Regions from separate parts of the Homo sapiens genome. Here region 2 is linked to region 1. A link is an interaction called in ENCODE POLR2A ChIA-PET data of the cell type or tissue named here. Cell type or tissue: A673. All regions are shown on one strand. Each heading gives the region's core, and the rest is flanking DNA. Links, peaks and the distances in the headings are about the cores only. Region 1 overlaps METAP1D (methionyl aminopeptidase type 1D, mitochondrial). Region 2 overlaps HAT1 (histone acetyltransferase 1).

What was found. ChIA-PET counts read pairs that join two places held together with the same protein. Peaks named below come from ENCODE experiments on the same cell type or tissue, not always from the same donor. Only the 100,000 strongest peaks of a DNase experiment are listed, where the experiment ranks them.
Region 2: POLR2A ChIA-PET joins it to region 1 with 8 read pairs; 5 of 35 experiments call an interaction of 5 or more read pairs at or near these places.

Annotation. Positions count from the first base shown.
Region 1 is chr2:172,010,839-172,015,237 of GRCh38, reverse strand. All of the region lies in intron 1 of METAP1D (methionyl aminopeptidase type 1D, mitochondrial), which reads right to left. Among named protein-coding and RNA genes, the nearest start is that of METAP1D, 13 kb to the right of the region's middle. RefSeq lists an enhancer at 1,645-1,724. In A673, for the core only: no CTCF peak of the experiment used is centred there; a DNase peak (open chromatin) is centred at 2,407; H3K4me3 peaks cover 722 bases; H3K27ac peaks cover 1,784 bases.
Region 2 is chr2:171,955,581-171,959,979 of GRCh38, reverse strand. All of the region lies in intron 4 of HAT1 (histone acetyltransferase 1), which reads right to left. Among named protein-coding and RNA genes, the nearest start is that of HAT1, 35 kb to the right of the region's middle. In A673, for the core only: a CTCF peak has its summit at 2,701 (motif pointing left); a DNase peak (open chromatin) is centred at 2,739; H3K27ac peaks cover 830 bases.

The DNA.
Region 1 (4,399 bases), core at 252-4,251:
GTTTCGCCATTTTTGGCCAGGCTGGTCTCAAATTCCTGACCTCTGGGATTACAGGCGTGAGCCACCACGCCCGACTTAATTATTTTCTAAATATAGATTTCTAGAAGTGGAATTAAGTAAATAAGTTAAAGGGTATGAAATTTTGTGGCTATTTTATAAAAATTGTTTTTAAAAGATAAAGATTTTGATCATTAAATATAAAAAATCTACTTTGCAAAATGGATATCTTTTCACCTATCCAGTCAAATTATATCAGCGGAAATGTGCTTTAAAAAGATGAAAAACTAGGCCAGCGCAGTGGCTGACGCCTGTAATCCCAGCACTTAGGGAGGCTGAGGTGGGCGGATTACAAGGTCAGGAGTTCGAGACCATCCTGGCTAACATGGTGAAACCCCATCTCTACTAAAACTAAAAAAAAATAGCCGGGTGTGCTGGCGGGCGCCTGTAGTCCCAGCTACTCGGGAGGCTGAGGCAGGAGAATTTCTTGAACCCGGGAGATGGAGGTTGCAGTGAGCCGAGATTGCACCACTGCACTCCAGCCTGGGCAACAGGGCCAGACTCTGATTCAAAAAAAGAAAAAAAGATGAAAAACTATCTGGATGTAAAAATTACCACATTGTAAAAAATAAGTGGCAAGATAGTCATCAAAACCAATACTGTCCAACTTCTTGGTCAGAACAGGCCACATTTTAAACAACCAACATGTCAGAAGCAGGCTATGCCTCTGAATCAAATGACTACACCTTTGGGACAACCTAAAATAATCCCAATGTAATGTAATATGCTAAGTATATATCTCTTTGTGTTTTTATAATAATAAATTTCTGACCAGGCACGGTGGCTCATGCCTGTAATCCCAGCACTTTGGGAGGCTGAAGCAGGCAAATCACCTGAGGTCAAGAGTGCAAGACCAGCCTGGCCAACATAGTGAAACCCTGTCTCTATTAAAAATACAAAAATTAGCCAGGCATGGTGGCAGGTGCCTGTAATCCCAGCTACTTGGGAAGGCTGAGGCAGGAGAATCGCTTGCACCCAGGAGGTGGAGGTTGCAGTGATCCTGCTACTGCACTCCAGCCTGGGTGACAGAGTGAGATTCCCTCTCAAAAAAAAAAGTAGTCCAGATGCAGTGGCTCACGCCTGTAATCCCAGCACTTTCAGAGGCCGAGGCAGGCAGATCACTTGAGGTCAGGAGTTCGAGATCAGCCTGGCCAATATGGTGAAACCCCGTCTCTACTAAAAAATACAAAAAATTAGCTGGGCATGGTGGTGCGCACCTGCAGTCCCAGCTACTCGGGAAGCTGAGCCAGGAGAATCGCTTGAACCCAGGAGGCGGAGGTTGCCCTGAGCCAAGATCACGCCACTGCACTCCAGCCTGGGTGACAGAGCAAGACTCTGTCTCAAAAAAAAAAAAAAAGAAAAAAAAAGTATAATGTTTCTTTGTTATAAATATATTTACAAATTGGAAAAAATGCTTCATCAGACTGTGTCTCCCAATGCTGTGCATGGTCACGTTCTGCCAAGCAAAGCTGTCATTTTGCTCTCTCTATTCTCTCACATGTGGCCTCTTTCACACGCAAATTTCCCTCCTTTGTTCCTCATTTCAGTGACCAGCATCTGCATACCCAAGCCCCTTTATGTCCTTGCCTACTTCTTCTCCCTGCCATCCTGTCTTTGTATACAGGCCTCACCACCCTAATATTGACATATTTATTTTCTCTCCCATGGATGTGATCCCCCTCTCTCCCACACTACTTCGCTCTCACTTTCATCTTCCCTCAGACTCCTGAGACCTGTCACCTTTCCTCTCCCTTCTCTAATAACTCCTGCCCCCGGTCCTAGTTCAGGGAAGAACTGTTAAGTCAAGAAATCTGCCAAGGTGGCTGAGGGGACAACTGGGGCAGATGCGTAGATGCTGGGCATGAGGACACCAGGTGGCCAGGCTGGGTTTCCCAGGCCTCTGAGGCAGGAGGGGGTGGACCTGAACTAAAAGATGGGGCCAACGAAGCCGGGGACAGAAGCCAAGTCCTGCTGCTCGACAGCCGGAGCGCACACACAAGCCACCCGGAAATGCTCTGTGGCCTGGATGGGCTCTGAGAGTTGCCAGTTGGACATACTGACCTAGACAAGCAATTAGCTGTGTTCAAGGTCTGCTGCACAGATCATATACTCTTGTAAACTAGGCTAAATCCCCTGTTAAGAGTTACTGATTTTTCTTCCCCTAAATTCTCCAGATTTACAGTCACAATAAGAATTGGAAAACAAATCAGACAAGGGAACTGAACATTTGACACATACCGAACATGAGACTTAATGTTCTTTTATGTACTTTTGGAAACAAACCAGGTATTCAGTGAACACTGGGAGATCTAGTAGGTATGTTTAATGAGAATTTGTACCGGGAAGGAATTTGAGATCAAGGTCAGGAATGATTAATATGCATGCAGGAAGTCATCAACATTTAAGCATAAGCAGTATGAATCTCATTAAATCTTCAATAGCTTCCTATTGCCTGAAGGAACTGGTGGCATTCTAATGATTAAAGCAGTAACATTAAGGTAGAAAACAACATTAGAAAATTAATCTGACCCTCATGAAACAAGCTACCCCAAAATACTAAGCCACAAAAACTGGCTTTGCGAGACTGTCTTCCGCAGCTGTGATTTTTCTTTAAAGTGCAGCATCTCCTTCCGTTAAGTTAGAAGGCTTTGGTAAAAGTGACCAGTGACAGAGGTGTTCAAGGGCTCTCTTTTTAAAATCTAGGTAATTGATACTCTCCCCCACGCTTCACCCCATGGTGAAGCCATCACGTTGCTATCTAGCTGTTTGTCCCGTCTCCCACTCACTAGCCCCAGAACAGCCTTCTCCTGCTGTGTCCCTCACTCGCTTTTCTGATTGCAGTGCCCCTGCGCTCGGGCGATGTCCTGAACAGCTGCTATGCACAGAGCATAAAGTAGGGGAGAGAGGACAGAAGACCACAGAGAGGAGTTGTCCTTTGAAATATCAATTCTTAAAGAGGTTGGTATTCAGGAGCATCAGCTAGTTTGAGGAGAATAAGGCCAGGGAGCTCTTTTCTCTCCTGACCTATTTCTATTTGATCTTAATCATAATCTTACTGACAGAGACAGGGTGTGTGGGACCCCACGTCCAGAATGATCACAATGCTGACTCAAAGGAAAAACAAGGTTGTGATAATATAGACTCTAAATGTGAAAGATAAAAGGGATGGCAAGAGTTAACTTTCATAAAGGAATATTTCAGTACTTAATAAACGTTGTCTTGTGGATGTGGTAATTTTACCACATCCTTACCAGTTTCTTTGCTTCCCTCTGCATCTAAACATAGCCTATTTCAAAACCAAAACAAAATATATGTCCGCAGAAAAACACATACACAAATATTCATAGTAGCATTATTCATAAGAACTAAAAAGTAGAAATGACCCAAATGTCCACAAACTGGTGAATGGATAAACAAAATGTGATATATCCATACAGTGGCATATTATACAGCAATAAACTGACACATGCCACAATAGGGATGAACCATGAAAACATCATGCTAAATGAAAGAAGCCAGTCACAAAAGACTGCATGTTGTATGATTCCATTATATGAAATGTCCAGGAGAGGCAAATCTATAGAAACAGAAAGATTAGGCCGGGCGCGGTGGCTCACGCCTGTAATCCCAGCACTTTGGGAGGCCAAGGCAGGAGGATCACGAGGTCAGGAGATCGAGACCAGCCTGGCTAACACAGTGAAACCCTGTCTCTACTAAAAATACAAAAAATTAGCTGGGCGTGGTGGCGGGCGCCTGTAGTCCCAGCTACTCTGGAGGCTGAGGCAGGAGAATGGCATGAACCTGGGATGCGGAGCTTGCAGTGAGCCGAGATCGCGCCACTGCACTCCAGCCTGGGCGACAGAGTGAGACTCCATCGCCAAAAAAAAAAAAAAAAGAAACAGAAAGATTAGTGGTTGCTTAAGGATGAGGGGATGGGCAGATTGGGGAGTGACTGCTAATGGGTAAGAGGTTTCTCTTTGGGGTGATAAAAATGTAAAACTGATTGTGGTGATGCTTGCACAACTCTTTGAATATACTAAAAAATCACTGAATTATACACCTTAAATAGGTGAACTGTATGGACTGTGAATTATATCTCAAAAAAGCTGTTAAGATTGAACAGACAGGCTGGGCGCGGTGGCTCACGCCTGTAATCCCAGCACTATGGGAGACTGAGGCAGGCAGATCACTTGAGGTCAGGAGTTTAAGAGACCAGCCTGGCCAACATGGTGAAACCCCACCTCTACTAAAAATACAAGTTAGCCAGGTGTGGTGGCATGTACCTGTAATCCCAGCCACTCGTGAGGCTGAGGCAGGACAATCGCTTGAACCTGGGAGGCGG
Region 2 (4,399 bases), core at 289-4,288, 55 kb after region 1:
CAATGATTTAACCCTGGTAATCTTTCTGGACTACAAAAATGCCAAAAATGCTGTATTTTTAGAGCCTTTGTATCTTAGTAAGCTTTACCCTCAGATTATAACATGGCTGGTTCCTCCTTTATCATTCAGAAATGAGCAAAATGTATCTTCATAATACTGCCTGAATTTAATTTGTGTATTTACTATTTTGTTTACTGACTGTTCCTCTTGGCTAGAATGTAAGCTCCATGACTTTGTCTGCCACTGTATCGCTGGCATCAACAACACAGAAGGCACTATGGAATGAACACTCACTGCAAACTGAGATAGAAGAAGCAAGCCCATGACCCACATATCCCCTACCCAATCGTTTTTAATAAGGGGAAAAAAGTCTTTGTTTGAATACGCAATATAAATGATCTTTGACCACAAAGCAAATAAGTAACTCTACAAAGAGACATTATAAAAGATTGATTCCTTATTCCTAACACAGTATTTCTAAATGGAAAAACCTAATTTTCAAGAATGGAACAATTAGATGTCAATGCAAATACACAGCTATTTTCACTGCATGAAATATTTAAAAGATTTATCTATAACTAAATCAATAGTTCCTTTGGAAGAAATCAATTCAGTGCTATCAGCTGCAACTGTAAAAAACAAAAACCCTCCAACAGTGGGTTTACACACAAGGAAAAACATCACCTGCATTTTTAATAAGAATATCTAGCTGGGCTTGGGTCTGGAGAATTTAGCAATCTACATATTTGATTATGAAAAAACTCTATTTTAATAAATGTGTTAAATGCTAGTTTATCTAAGATTACATCTTTTCAAACATCAAACCACTACAGTATTACTCAGAATCACTTTTGTATCTGCACAATTTCAAAAGTTATCCTGGGAAACAAACTATATAAAATAAAACAAATATTAAATGTAGTTACATATTATTTATCTGGCAAGCTCAGTCATCTCAAACATGGCTGGGAAGTGGGGAAAAACACACAAAAAAACCAAATAGAACTCAAAATATTTCTAATACTAAAGTTGAATAATGAATATGAAACTACTTCAGATCTTTTTCATGCTATGCACAATTCATATTATATGAAACTATTTCAGATCTTTTTCATGCTACGCACAATTAGTTTTATAGATGGGGCATAGGGTTGGCAAAAGAGGTAAAGTCAGAAGTTAATGTCAGTTTAAAGTCCTGAAAAAGTTGGTGGCATTGTTAATGTTTTAGGAACTGCTACTTCTGCAAAAGAAAGTTATGACATACAGTATGAAGTAATCAGATTCCATCAAGCTTACCAATATGGTATTTTTAACCATAAGGGGTTTGCTAGTGTGAAGCTCCTTACAATGATAGCAGTAAACTGGGAGCACATGGCATAAAACACAGGAGAAGGCTGGGTACGGTGGCTTGTGCCTGTAATCCCAGCATTTTGGAAGGCCAAGGTGGGAAGATTGCTTGAGGCCAGGAGTTTGAGGCCAGTCTGGGCACTATAGCAAGACCCCGTCTCTACAAAAAATTAAAAATTAAAAAAATATTTTTTTTAATGAGGGGGAAAAACACATGGTCAAAAGGGGAAAGATACCTATGTAACAAACGTGCAAGTTCTGCACATGTATCCCAGAACTTAAAATTAAAAAAAAAAATAACGGGAGAGAGAGAGAAAAAGCAGTAAGCCCAAGAGCCTGGATCCTCTTAGAACAGGTCATAAATATTCCTAACATCTTTTAATCAGGATATTATTATATATTATGCATAATAACACTAAATAATCATCTCCTAGTACAATACTGATTATTTACTAGTTGTATGACTTTGGGCAAAACCTTTAAATATAACAAATCCCTCAAAATTTAAATAATAAAAAAGGGCCAAGTAAGTCAGTTCCAGTAATGAGAGGAGGTTTTAACCAAAAATATAGATGGGGCATAGGGGTGGCAAAAGAGGTAAAGTCAACAGTTAAAATCAGTTTAAAGCCCTGAAAAAGTTGGTTTAATTGTTAATTCTTTAGGAACTGCTACTTCTGCAGAGGAAAGTTATGACATACAGTATGAAGTAATATATTTCATTTTCCATACTTGTGTCTAGCACAGTATTACCAACAGTATATCAGATATAATTTACTAAAACTTGCTGGATTAATAAGTGCAAAGAAAAGAGATTTTGCTATAAGAATTAACTTTCAATTTTATAAATATGATTTAGTGACAAAATGGGATTTAATCTTTAAAAAAATCAATGGTGAAGTTTCAATGCCCTTAAATGAGGAATGCTCGGAAACAGAACAAGCCTAAAATATAATTTTCTTAAGGCCCTCAAAGATTCATGTCCATCCCACATGCAAAATACATTCATTCTATCCAAACATTCCTAAAAGTCTCAACCATTACCATATCAACTCAAGCCCAAAATCTCATCTAGATATAGTCAGTTCAAAAGTCACACCTCTCATCATAGGTAAGACTGTGGGTATGATACATCCTAGGGCAAAATTCCTCTCCATCTATGAACCTGTGAAATTAGAAAACACAGTATCACTTCCAAAAGACAATGGTAGGACAGGCATAGGACAACAGTTATAGAATCTCTCATTCCAGAAAAGGAAATGGAAGGAAGAAAGGAGCCACTGCCACCAAGCAATTTCAAAATTCAGCATGGCAAACTCCATTAGGTTTCAAGGCCTAAGAATAACTGTGGCCTGCAGCTCCACCCTCTGGACCCAAAGCTTTGCCCTCAGAGTCATTCTTCCACTTTCTTTAAAGGTAGCACATGTTGGCAGCTGAGCAGTTTTATTAGCCTGTTTCCTGCCTGTGAAATTTGGAGAGTTCATACAGCCTTCCTTCATTTTGTCCTGTCAATCCAAGCTGCACTATAAAGTTTTAATTCTCAAAACCCTTGAGTCGCCTGTGTACGTCATGAGGGTTCATACCATTAGACAAGAGGGTCCTCCACAAATGTTCCCCAGATCTACATTCCTAGCTTTTTGCTGAGACAACTGAGGAGATCCATGAGTCACGTGCCTAATCCCTTCAGCACTAGCAAAAGGTTATCCTGTCACACTCACGGCTTTCTCTCCAGAACACACTTTCCACCTTCCTGACAATGAATATCCTAACTAGTGTCTTCTACAATCTGGATAGGTTAAGAATTTCCCAAATCATCAAGTCCTGTATCCTTTTTGTTTAACAGTTCTTCCCTCAATTTATCTCTTTCATCACTTTACTATAAGCAGCCAGAAATCAGGCCACACCTCCAATACTTTCCATGAAAACCTCCTCAGCTAAACATCCAAGTTCATTGCTTACAGTAAGTTCTCCTTTCCACAGAACTGCAGGACATAACTCAGCTAGGCTTTCTGCCACTATAGAACAAGGATATCCTTTTCTCCAGTTGCCAAATACATGTTCCTCATTTTATTCTAAGCCCTCACCAACCAGAGGCAGTTCTTTTGTTTGTTTGTTTGTTTTTTGGAGACAAGGTCTGGCTCTGTCACTCAGGCTGGAGTGCAGTGGCACCATCTTGGCTCACTGCAACCTTCACCTCCCGTGCTTAAGCCAGTCTCCCACCTCAGGCTCCAGAGTAGCTGGAACTACAGGCACACACCACCACACCCAGCGTGTGTGTGTCAGCGTGTGTGTGTGTGCATGCGTGCGTGTGTGCGTGTAGAGATGGGTTTTCGCCATACTGCCCAGGCTGGCTTGAACTCCTGAGCCCAAGTGATCTACCTACCTTGGCCTCCCAAAGTGCTAGGATTACAAATGTGAGCCACTAAGCCTGGCCTTTTTTTTTTTTTTTTTTTTTTTAAAGACAGGGTCTCACTGTCACCCAGGCTGGAGTGCAGTGGCATGATCATACTTACCTTACTGTAGCCTCAACCTGCTGGCCTCAAATGATCCTCCTGCCTCATTCTCCTCAGTAGCAGAGGCACTTTTTTTTTGAGACAGAGTCTCGCTCTGTTGCCCAGGCTGGAGTGCAGTGGCGCGATATCGGCTCACCGCAACCTCCGCCTACCGGGTTCCGGTGATTCTCCTGCCTCAGCCTCCCGAGTAGCTGGGATTACAGGCATGCGCCACCATGCCGGGCTAATTTTTGTATTTTTAGTAGAGACGGGGTTTCACTATGTTGGCCAGGCTGGACTCAAACTCCTGACCTCGTGATCCACCTGCCCTGGCCTCCCAAAGTGCTGTGGGATTATAGGCATGAGCCAACGCATCCAGCTCATGTTCGTGTTTCTACCAAAACTAAGTTTATGACTATATATATATTCTCTAAGATGATACAGGTGTTCTCTCCTACACTCCTAGCTTCATTCTGAGCCCTAACCAACAGTCCATTATTTCCTTTATTTATTTATTTATTTATTTTTGAGATGGAGTTTTGCTTTTGTTGCCCCGGCTGGAG